Linked DNA regions of Homo sapiens: regions 1 and 3 are each linked to region 2. A link is a contact called in ENCODE Hi-C or POLR2A ChIA-PET data. All regions are on one chromosome and are shown on one strand. The core of a region is the stretch at or near the end of the contact, and the rest is flanking DNA. Distances in the headings are between cores, read along the strand shown.

Region 1 (2,700 bases), core at 84-2,583, 140 kb after region 2:
TCAGGTCTGCCATTTAAGGAGCTCTAACTTCTCATGAAGGCCCTCACCTGTCCCCCTAGTGGGGGATGGAGTAGAGGTTTCCCAAAATTTCCCCAAGCTCTGAAATACCACAACCCAAGCATCCAACTGCTACCAAGAAATGGCCCCAATGGTGAAGAGATGGCCCTAATGATGTAACAGCACCTGATATGGGTTGTTTGTGTGAAATGACCAGAGGATAGGTGAGCCCCTAAACATGGCCTGGAGAGAATGACGTGCTTTAGAGAAGCATGTCTTCATTTTAGTAGACTAAGAAGATCTTTAAAGCAAATGTCAAGCTAAAGAGAATAAAAATTATGACAGAAAAGTGCTCGAATGTCAGGAGAGAAGGGGGAAAAACTGCAGTCAGAGGATAGAGCTAATACTTCTCTCAAAGGCCAAATGTGATATATAGTCCTTTTGGGAAGTTGTAGCTCAAAAAAAATTGTTAAGTGCAAAAGTCAACAAAATACCCACTGTTTTTCCTTTAAAGCTTCACTAATTTGTCCATAACTAAATATAACAAGGCCAGGATCTGGTGAAAAAGAAGTCACATAAAATACATGCACATAGACGGTTTTTAATCCAGGACTCCCTTTTGATTTTAGAACTTGGGCTTGTGCTCTGTCCTTTTCCTTCTTCCAGAAGCTGCTTCCGGAGCTTCTGTTCTTGGATTAGCTCCCCTCCTCTCCTGGGTCAGTAGATGTAAGGACACTTCTGAAATGGATCTGCCCCACTGCACTGCTCTCAGGGACAATGGAAGCTCTCTAACTCGTGACCTTTATCACCTGGTTCCAGGGCATGCTTTTGGCAGCACCGGTCAGGGTCCCATGGGACTGTGACCTGAGGTCCCCAAGGTGCCTGCTTCTGCGTGAATTGGTCGGAGGAGATGGTGGGGATTCTGTGAGAAAGCAATGAAATGGTCAGCTCCTAGTGAAATCCTTTTGTTGTGAAAGAACAGAAAGGGGTGATGTTAACAGCTGGTGACAATCAGTGTGTTTCCCCACCCCCAGCACTCCACCCCAGCAGAGGGAAAGCCTTTCCATGATCAGGACTTTGCCTAACTGAGTTTAAGTGTATATGGCTATTTCTGTTAAGAAACTCGTGCTTTGGGGGACCCAGAATCTCTTCTGTTGTTTTTTTCAAAAAGCCACAGTGGGGTGCTGTAGCGACAGGATCTCACCATTAACTTTTAATTTCTTTGCTTTTGTTGGTCACTTAACATTATTTAAAAGTATGTTTTGGCTGGTGAATAATGCTTTTGGATTGCATTCAGAATGCATAAACAGCTGTTGTAAAACTTGCTCTCTTGGAAAGGAAACCTACCGAGAGGGGCCAGGTGGTGCAGCGGATTAACGCATGAGCCTTTAACCTTGGTGAGACCTGGGTTCGAGTCCTGCTTAGGTCACCCCTAAAAGAGGAGGTGTCAGTTTTGTTTTGCTTTTGGGTTCCAATCACTCACTTGTTTGTTCAGATCACACAGCTCCCCAAATCATTTGGCCCACATCTACACAATTGGCAGTTCTACTTAAGGGAGGACCAGTCCTGAAATAGCAGAGTGTAGCAGGTCAGCACTAAAGTGCATTGGCAGAGATAAATGGGGAAGTTACAAGCTTATGAGCACCTGCCAGCTCAAAGCCTGGCTCAGGCCAATGCAATGATTTCCTCACTTTTTTAAGCACTAAATTTGGTAGTGACAGGAAGAAAAAGTTTCTCCCAATTTTTACAGGTATCATGTGCATGCAAGACTGGAACTGGATTTAAAAGTCTGCATTCTTTCATTGCAGACGTCAGAATCTGGAGCATGATATTATAGCCACGTTTGGAAAAATTGGTTTCCTCTTGCTCAGAATACTTGGTGAGGGTCAGACCTTGGTTTTTCTCCTACTTTGTTTTTTTTTTTTGTATGTAATTTCGCTCAATCCATTTATTCTGGGGCCTCAATTTCTCTGTCTTTGAAACGGGAATACCCTGGAGACATTATTTTCTACATTCTTAATTACCTAAGAGCAGCATTTTGAAAACTGAAATTATGTTTGCAGAACATAACTAACAAAAAATTGGATGAATGCAAAGTATCATTATTGTGAGAGGAATTACTTGACAGGTTACCTCTTTTGATCCCCAACTAGTAATTTTGTAAGTTTGGATTGTGCTGGGTTTATAATATTTTCTCTGAAGACATCAACTGAGATCAGATGACTAGAATAGTGGGATGCTACCCAAAATAGCATCCGTTGGCCGGCTGCATCCTCAGTTGTGAGCATGGCCCTAATAATGGACTCTTAACCTATGTGGACCCACTTTATGTTTAGGGATTGGCCTCATTACCTGGAGCCCCATAGTGAAATGCTCTGCAGTACAAAGGCCAGCCCTTTGCACGGTGAGGAAATGATTGATGAATAGTCTGGATCTACAGCAAGGCATTTTCCATAAATGCACGGTGGCTAGCTCATTCTTCTTGCTTCTCCGTCAGGTTCATCAGCACCAGGATCGGGGAGAGACCTTTCAGTGCCAGCTGTGCCCTTTTACTTCCTCACGCCACTTCAGCCTGAAACTCCACATGCGTTGCCATCAGCACTTCCTGAGGACAGAAGCCAAGGTGAAGGAGGAGATCCCAGACCCAGATGTCAAGGGATCTCCCCACCTCAGTGACAGTGCCTGCCTGGGGCAGCAAAGGGA
Region 2 (2,700 bases), core at 50-2,549:
TCTTTTAAATTTTGCCATTTAAAACTCATAAATTTCACAAACTATATTTTTAAAATAGACTATTTTTAAAACCTTTAATACTAGTCTAATATATGATCTATTTATATTGCTTTATAGTTTGTCAGCAAATTGTACTTTACACCCACAGGTAAGTGTAGCACTGTTCTGAGCACCAAGAATACATAAGATGGAACAGACACTACCTTATGATCAAGAGGAGACAAGACATATAAACATGTAATTCTCCAAATGTGTACATAAATGCAGTTCTGTAATTAAAGAGTGAATATGAGAGGAGGGAGATTTTCTGGTGGGTTGGTGATGATGGCTATTTTCTTCCCCATGCTATCCTGGCATTTTTTTTCCCCTTCCTTGGGACTGGAATTATAGAATGCAGGGGCAGTTGTTTAGCTTATACATCATGGGCATAAACAAATGGTCATTAATTTAAACATTATGTTAAAGCTAGCCAGAAATAGCTCTTCACAAAAGAGATCAAGTTTATCACTCTCCAAAAAGAAAATGGTAGCTGAGAAAAAAGTTCTGAACTATGTTCAGTTTACACAAAAAACATACTCAGAGTTTTAGAATACGTGGATATTTTAGGGGAAGAAAAGCAGATGCAGCCAAACCCCTATCCTTAATCAAAGGGACAGAGGGTGGAATGTGATCTCTGTTCTAAGCCCATTTTCATTCTTACCCACTTGTGACATGTTGTTGTTGTTTTTTCCCAGCAAACACTCTTATATACGTTACATAACATTCCTAATCACGTTACATATATTAACTGATTTGACTCTCATAATAACCTTATAGGATAAGAACTACTAGTATCATTCCCATTTTATAGATGTAGAAACTGAGGTCCTGAGAGATTCAGTAACTCTCCCAAGCAACTGGGATTCAGCCCCAGGAAGTCTGGCTTCTTAGCCTACATTCTTACTATAAAATTTGCACTGTCTCCTTAGCTTAAGGGTGAACTCTATGCATTTGAACAGCCGAGGGGATGTGGATAGAGTGAGAAAAGAAAGGAAAGGCTTTGAAAGTTATCCTGTTTTTTGAGAATATGAAAAGACAAGAGAAAAAGAAGGAGAGAGCCTGGGATAGCTGTGAGAAGACAATGGAAAAAGTGGAAGAACAGGAAGTGGAAGAAAAAAGCAAAGAGAAATTGACCTTTGCCCTGCTGGGCTCCTTGACGACCAAATCTAATGGCTCAGGGCTGGAGCAGCTAGAACCGGGTGTCTGTGTTTTCAAGCAGCGCATTTAACTTCACGGGGTTTCCCCAGGCTGTCTCTGCAGCAACCCCCACGAGGGCTTCTTTTCACAGCAATTATGAAAGTGATGGTGGGAGGAAGTACTGCTCACTTATTTAGGTTAAAAAGCCACCCAAATAAATGCATTAACCCAGTAGTAAGATTAAATTCCTAGCCCCAAAGGGAAATTTTCAGGAGGTGTCCTTTACCATGTGTAAATTGGAAACAATTTCCTCTCTTGGGCAAGATAACTGCTGTGGGAGGTGGAAATAAATGTAGTGTTTTGTGAAAACTTGGGTTTCTCTGATGAGTTCTGTGAAACACTAACATCTAACAGGAGTTGTTCAAACAGTACATCCTATAACATCTTTTTTTTTTTCCTGTGACCTCAGATCTTAACTTTGGCTTTGCTCTTAAATGACTGTAGGATGGGAATGAGACAGCAGGTTCTTGACAGCTATAGGGAAATGTGTCCCTAAAGAACTTGGTATCAGGAAGGAAAATGAGGTTGTCCTCCAAGAGCTAAACAACAAAATCAATACATATTGTATGGAGCAGAGATGTGCAAAGTCGTCATGTTGAACCTAGTAATCTGATTGAGGAAAATAAAACAACTAAAGGAATAATAGTCAATTTAAGGTACGGTTCGACACCATGAAAGAAGAAAAAGGAGAAGTAAAAGCAGGTATTCCATACATACATTGAGAGTTTGCTAAGCACTGTGCTAAGAGCATGAACAAATTCTGCTCCTGCCTTTATGGGGTTCCAGAGCAAGCTGATGAGTCAATCTAAGAACAGCTCAGGGAAAAAAAATTGCATCTTGGTCAAAGATACCCATCTCCTGGCCAAGAGCAGTGCTTGCCCTTTTGTAGACATTGTTATTCTTCTTCCCATATTTCCACCTCAGGCTCCAGATGAGAGAACTTCCCCCCATCCAACTTGCAGACCATTTTAGGGAACATGTGAACTGACGCATGCTGTCTCTCTGTCCCTCCTTTCATTCTTCTCTCACCAGGGTAAGAGTAGCTAATCTGACTCAAGACAGCATACCAACCACTTGGCTTTACATATCAGAAGGTGGGGTGATGGAGTCGGGGCATTGCTTGTGCACACTCTTTCACCTTCTTTGATTGGCCTGCCCAGTCTCGGGGCCCTCGTACCTCAGCTCCTCAGCAGGCTTCCTTTTGCTTTCCTTCTGCTCCAGTTTCTCATAGTGCATGCAGGCAAGCAAGTCACGTTGGCTCTGCCCTATCTTCAGTCTGGATGAGATATCAAAGGCCAGCATTTTAGCTCAAGCCCAAGTGGAAGTCTCTAGCTCTGAGCACTGGAGCTTTGGGGGCAGAGCCTATCACTCTTATGTCAAAAAGTTCCCTGGGTCTGTTCTTCTCACTGAGAAACTACTGAGGTAAAAGGTAAAGGTTGGTAACCTCACTTCAAGCCATTCTTA
Region 3 (2,700 bases), core at 52-2,551, 200 kb after region 2:
AAGTCAGACTGTCACTTTAGGATGATTTGCCAGAAACTCTTACATTTAATAGAATTTCATGCCACCCTGATCTATCTAGTCCCTTCTGAGTTCCAAGTAAAAACTCATTACAGTGCAGTCTTTCTTTATTTAATCTTTTTCTTTTCTATTTGTCATTCCCAAGTTTAGTCTTGAAAGTTACTGTCTCTTAGAAAAAAAATCTGTTTCTTCTCTATTGCTCCTTTAAAACTGTTGTGTCATTACCAAAGAAGGTCTTTTCCAAACTTTCTCTCACAGTCTGTACTCACCTTCTTTTCTGTTTTCTTTTGGTTTTGTTATTGCTGTCAAAATGAGAATCCCTGTAACGTTTGGTTTCAGTGGTGGCACTTGGGGAGGGTTGATTTTAAGTAGATGAGCCTTCTCTTCTGCATGAGACAAAACTCTCTGTTGGCCCTCAGGTGTTAAAGGTGGAAATACTGGTGTCACAATAGGCACTTAGCAAAATGTATCACTATTTAGAGCCATAATCCTTTATGGACTTTTATTATTTATTGTAAGTCTTTTCCTTTCTCAGCCCTGTGCTGCTGACCCCACATCCCATGCCTGGCCTGGAATTGTCCACTCACTATGACACCCCTGCCCCTTCATATCTTAGCCCTTAGATTTTCTACAGGAGAAAAATCAAAATATACTTTCCACAGCCATTTCACTTGTATCCAGAAAAGAAACTCAAGGAGATAAAAGTTTTATAAGATTGTATTTTCAAAACCCAGGGAAATTAACAGGGGGCTTGGGCTCTTTGATGTCCATACCATCAACTTCCAGATGCTGCTACTGAAGAGTTACTGAATATTTATGAATTATGTAAGTCTTCCAGCTAGCCTGTCTTTGACCCGGGCCAAAGGGAATATGTTGTGATAGATGATGATTTTGTTGAGTGAAAATAAGTGATGATTCCCTCCCCATTAGCTGTTAATTTCCACCTCCTCCTCTATCAACTTTTTACCAAAAATATTAACCAGAAATAAACCTCTTTTCTTGCTTTTTTCCACTTCCTTGGCTTACTTTCTGGATGGAGGGGCTTTTTCATAATAAAATGACTGAAGTCTAGGCAGCTGAGGATTCAGAAGCAAGGGCTATATGGTGTTCACAAACTGGCTCCTTTTCTGGAACAGTTGGTAACTGGCTGAAGTAACCAGTTGGAGGACAGTACAAACATGCTTCGGGGCACGTCGTAAAGTCCAGTGCATTTCATGGATTGTTTTACTCCCTGGGAAGATGCAGCCCGCTTCATCCTGTGTCCGGTACCTCCTGGAACTTGCCTCTCCGCTGCCCGCTGCCAACAGTGACAGTCACTGAGCAGCATGAACGAGGTGTCAGCCTCACCACCCCTTACTGAAGTGCTTTTTCCACCGCAAAGCTGGGTGTCACCTGAGAACGGATGTGCTTCTGTACTTTACGGTCACTGGCACAGGAGAAGAAAAAGAACTTACGGAATATGATTTCAGCATTCTGAAAATGAACTTTCATGGGACAAAGTTACACATGGAGTGTCTTCTGTTTTCTTAGTTCCTTGTGCAGAGAGTTAAGGATAACCAGTGTTATTGGAGATCTAATCCCATGAAGCAAGCTCTGCTCTATAGGGCATGCTGCAAGTTTAGTTTTTTCTCCTTCCTGAAGCATGAAGCTAATCTGGGTACCAGAAGGATTAATACACAGTTGTGTATGTAGCCATAGTGCCACCATGTGCTTTACAGCTTTGGCGAAATAGAAGCTTACAAACAGCTAACGACCTCTTTACCCTTCCTTCTTCATTTACAGTTAATAGCAGAGACAGGCTTGCTCTAGGAAGCTGTAGGTACAGCAGTGGCGAATGTTTAGAGTTGCAAATTGACCAGGCCCATGAGTGGTACAAGTTTTAGGAAATTGGGGCATATCTTAACTTCTATAGGGAAATAAAGACAAAAATTATTTTTACTTGCTCTATTTCTCAATAGAAAAGTCTTTCAGCTTCCTTCAGTACCTTTATACTGAAACGACTGGTCCCTACTCCCCTCCATCACCCCCTTCTCTATCTCTTCCTTTTCTCCATTTGTTGCAAGGATTCATGGGTCTCTATTGTCCATAAATTCCTTAGGTGTTAACGGACCAACGAAAGGCAGTGTAGCTGAGCGGGAAAGAGTGCAGATGGGGAAGCCATCATGCTCAACTCATGGGCATGGGCAACTACCTAACTTCTTTGTGCCTAAGTCTCCACATCTGTAAAATAGGGATAATGCAGTAGTCCCTCCTTATCCACACAGGGAATATGTTTCAAGACCCACAGTGGTTGGCAGGGCGTGGTGGCTCATGCCTGTAATCCCAGCACTTTGGGAGGCCGAGGCAGGTGGGTCACATGAGGTCAGAAAATCGAGACCAGCCTGGCCAACAAGGCAAAATCCCATCTCTACTAAGAATACAAAAATTAGTCGGGCGTGGTGGCACACGCCTGTAATCCCAGCTACTTGGGAGGCTGAGGCTGGAGAATTGCTTGAACCCAGGAGGCGGAGGTTGCAGTGAGCCAAGATTGCGCCATTGCACTCCAGCCTGGGCAACAAGAGCAAAACTCTGTCTCAAAAAAGAAAAAAAGACCCACAGTGGTTGCCGGAAACCTCAGATAGTACTGAACCCTATATACACAATGCTTTTTCCTATGCATACATATGGTAAAGTTTAATTTAT

What was found. A loop is a pair of places that touch in the nucleus more often than their neighbours do. ChIA-PET counts read pairs that join two places held with the same protein, here RNA polymerase II (POLR2A). Pooled maps may share reads with other maps.
Region 1: a map with no recorded cell type shows a loop between it and region 2 (3-fold over the local background). The contact joins two enhancer-like sites. A Hi-C loop is called at or near these places in 2 of 37 single-sample maps with no recorded cell type and 1 of 50 pooled maps. POLR2A ChIA-PET finds 5 or more read pairs at or near these places in 1 of 52 experiments (MCF 10A).
Region 3: a loop to region 2 is called in a pooled map, with 4 times the contacts of the local background. The contact joins two enhancer-like sites. A Hi-C loop is called at or near these places in 3 of 37 single-sample maps with no recorded cell type and 3 of 50 pooled maps.

Annotation. Positions count from the first base shown.
Region 1 is chr4:145,885,953-145,888,652 of GRCh38, reverse strand. ZNF827 (zinc finger protein 827) reads left to right here. Exons shown (of 15, transcript NM_001306215.2): 4 at 2,495-2,700. Among named protein-coding and RNA genes, the nearest start is that of ZNF827, 52 kb to the left of the region's middle. RefSeq lists a silencer at 1,550-1,649. Within about 2 kb of position 1,333, at least 9 of the 41 ENCODE cell types and tissues checked have a DNase peak (open chromatin) inside an H3K27ac peak, as active enhancers do.
Region 2 is chr4:146,028,695-146,031,394 of GRCh38, reverse strand. No RefSeq gene overlaps it. Among named protein-coding and RNA genes, the nearest start is that of ZNF827, 91 kb to the right of the region's middle. RefSeq lists an enhancer at 949-1,168. Within about 2 kb of position 1,299, at least 4 of the 41 ENCODE cell types and tissues checked have a DNase peak (open chromatin) inside an H3K27ac peak, as active enhancers do.
Region 3 is chr4:145,826,657-145,829,356 of GRCh38, reverse strand. The region is part of intron 7 of ZNF827 (zinc finger protein 827); the gene reads left to right. Among named protein-coding and RNA genes, the nearest start is that of ZNF827, 110 kb to the left of the region's middle. Within about 2 kb of position 1,301, at least 5 of the 41 ENCODE cell types and tissues checked have a DNase peak (open chromatin) inside an H3K27ac peak, as active enhancers do.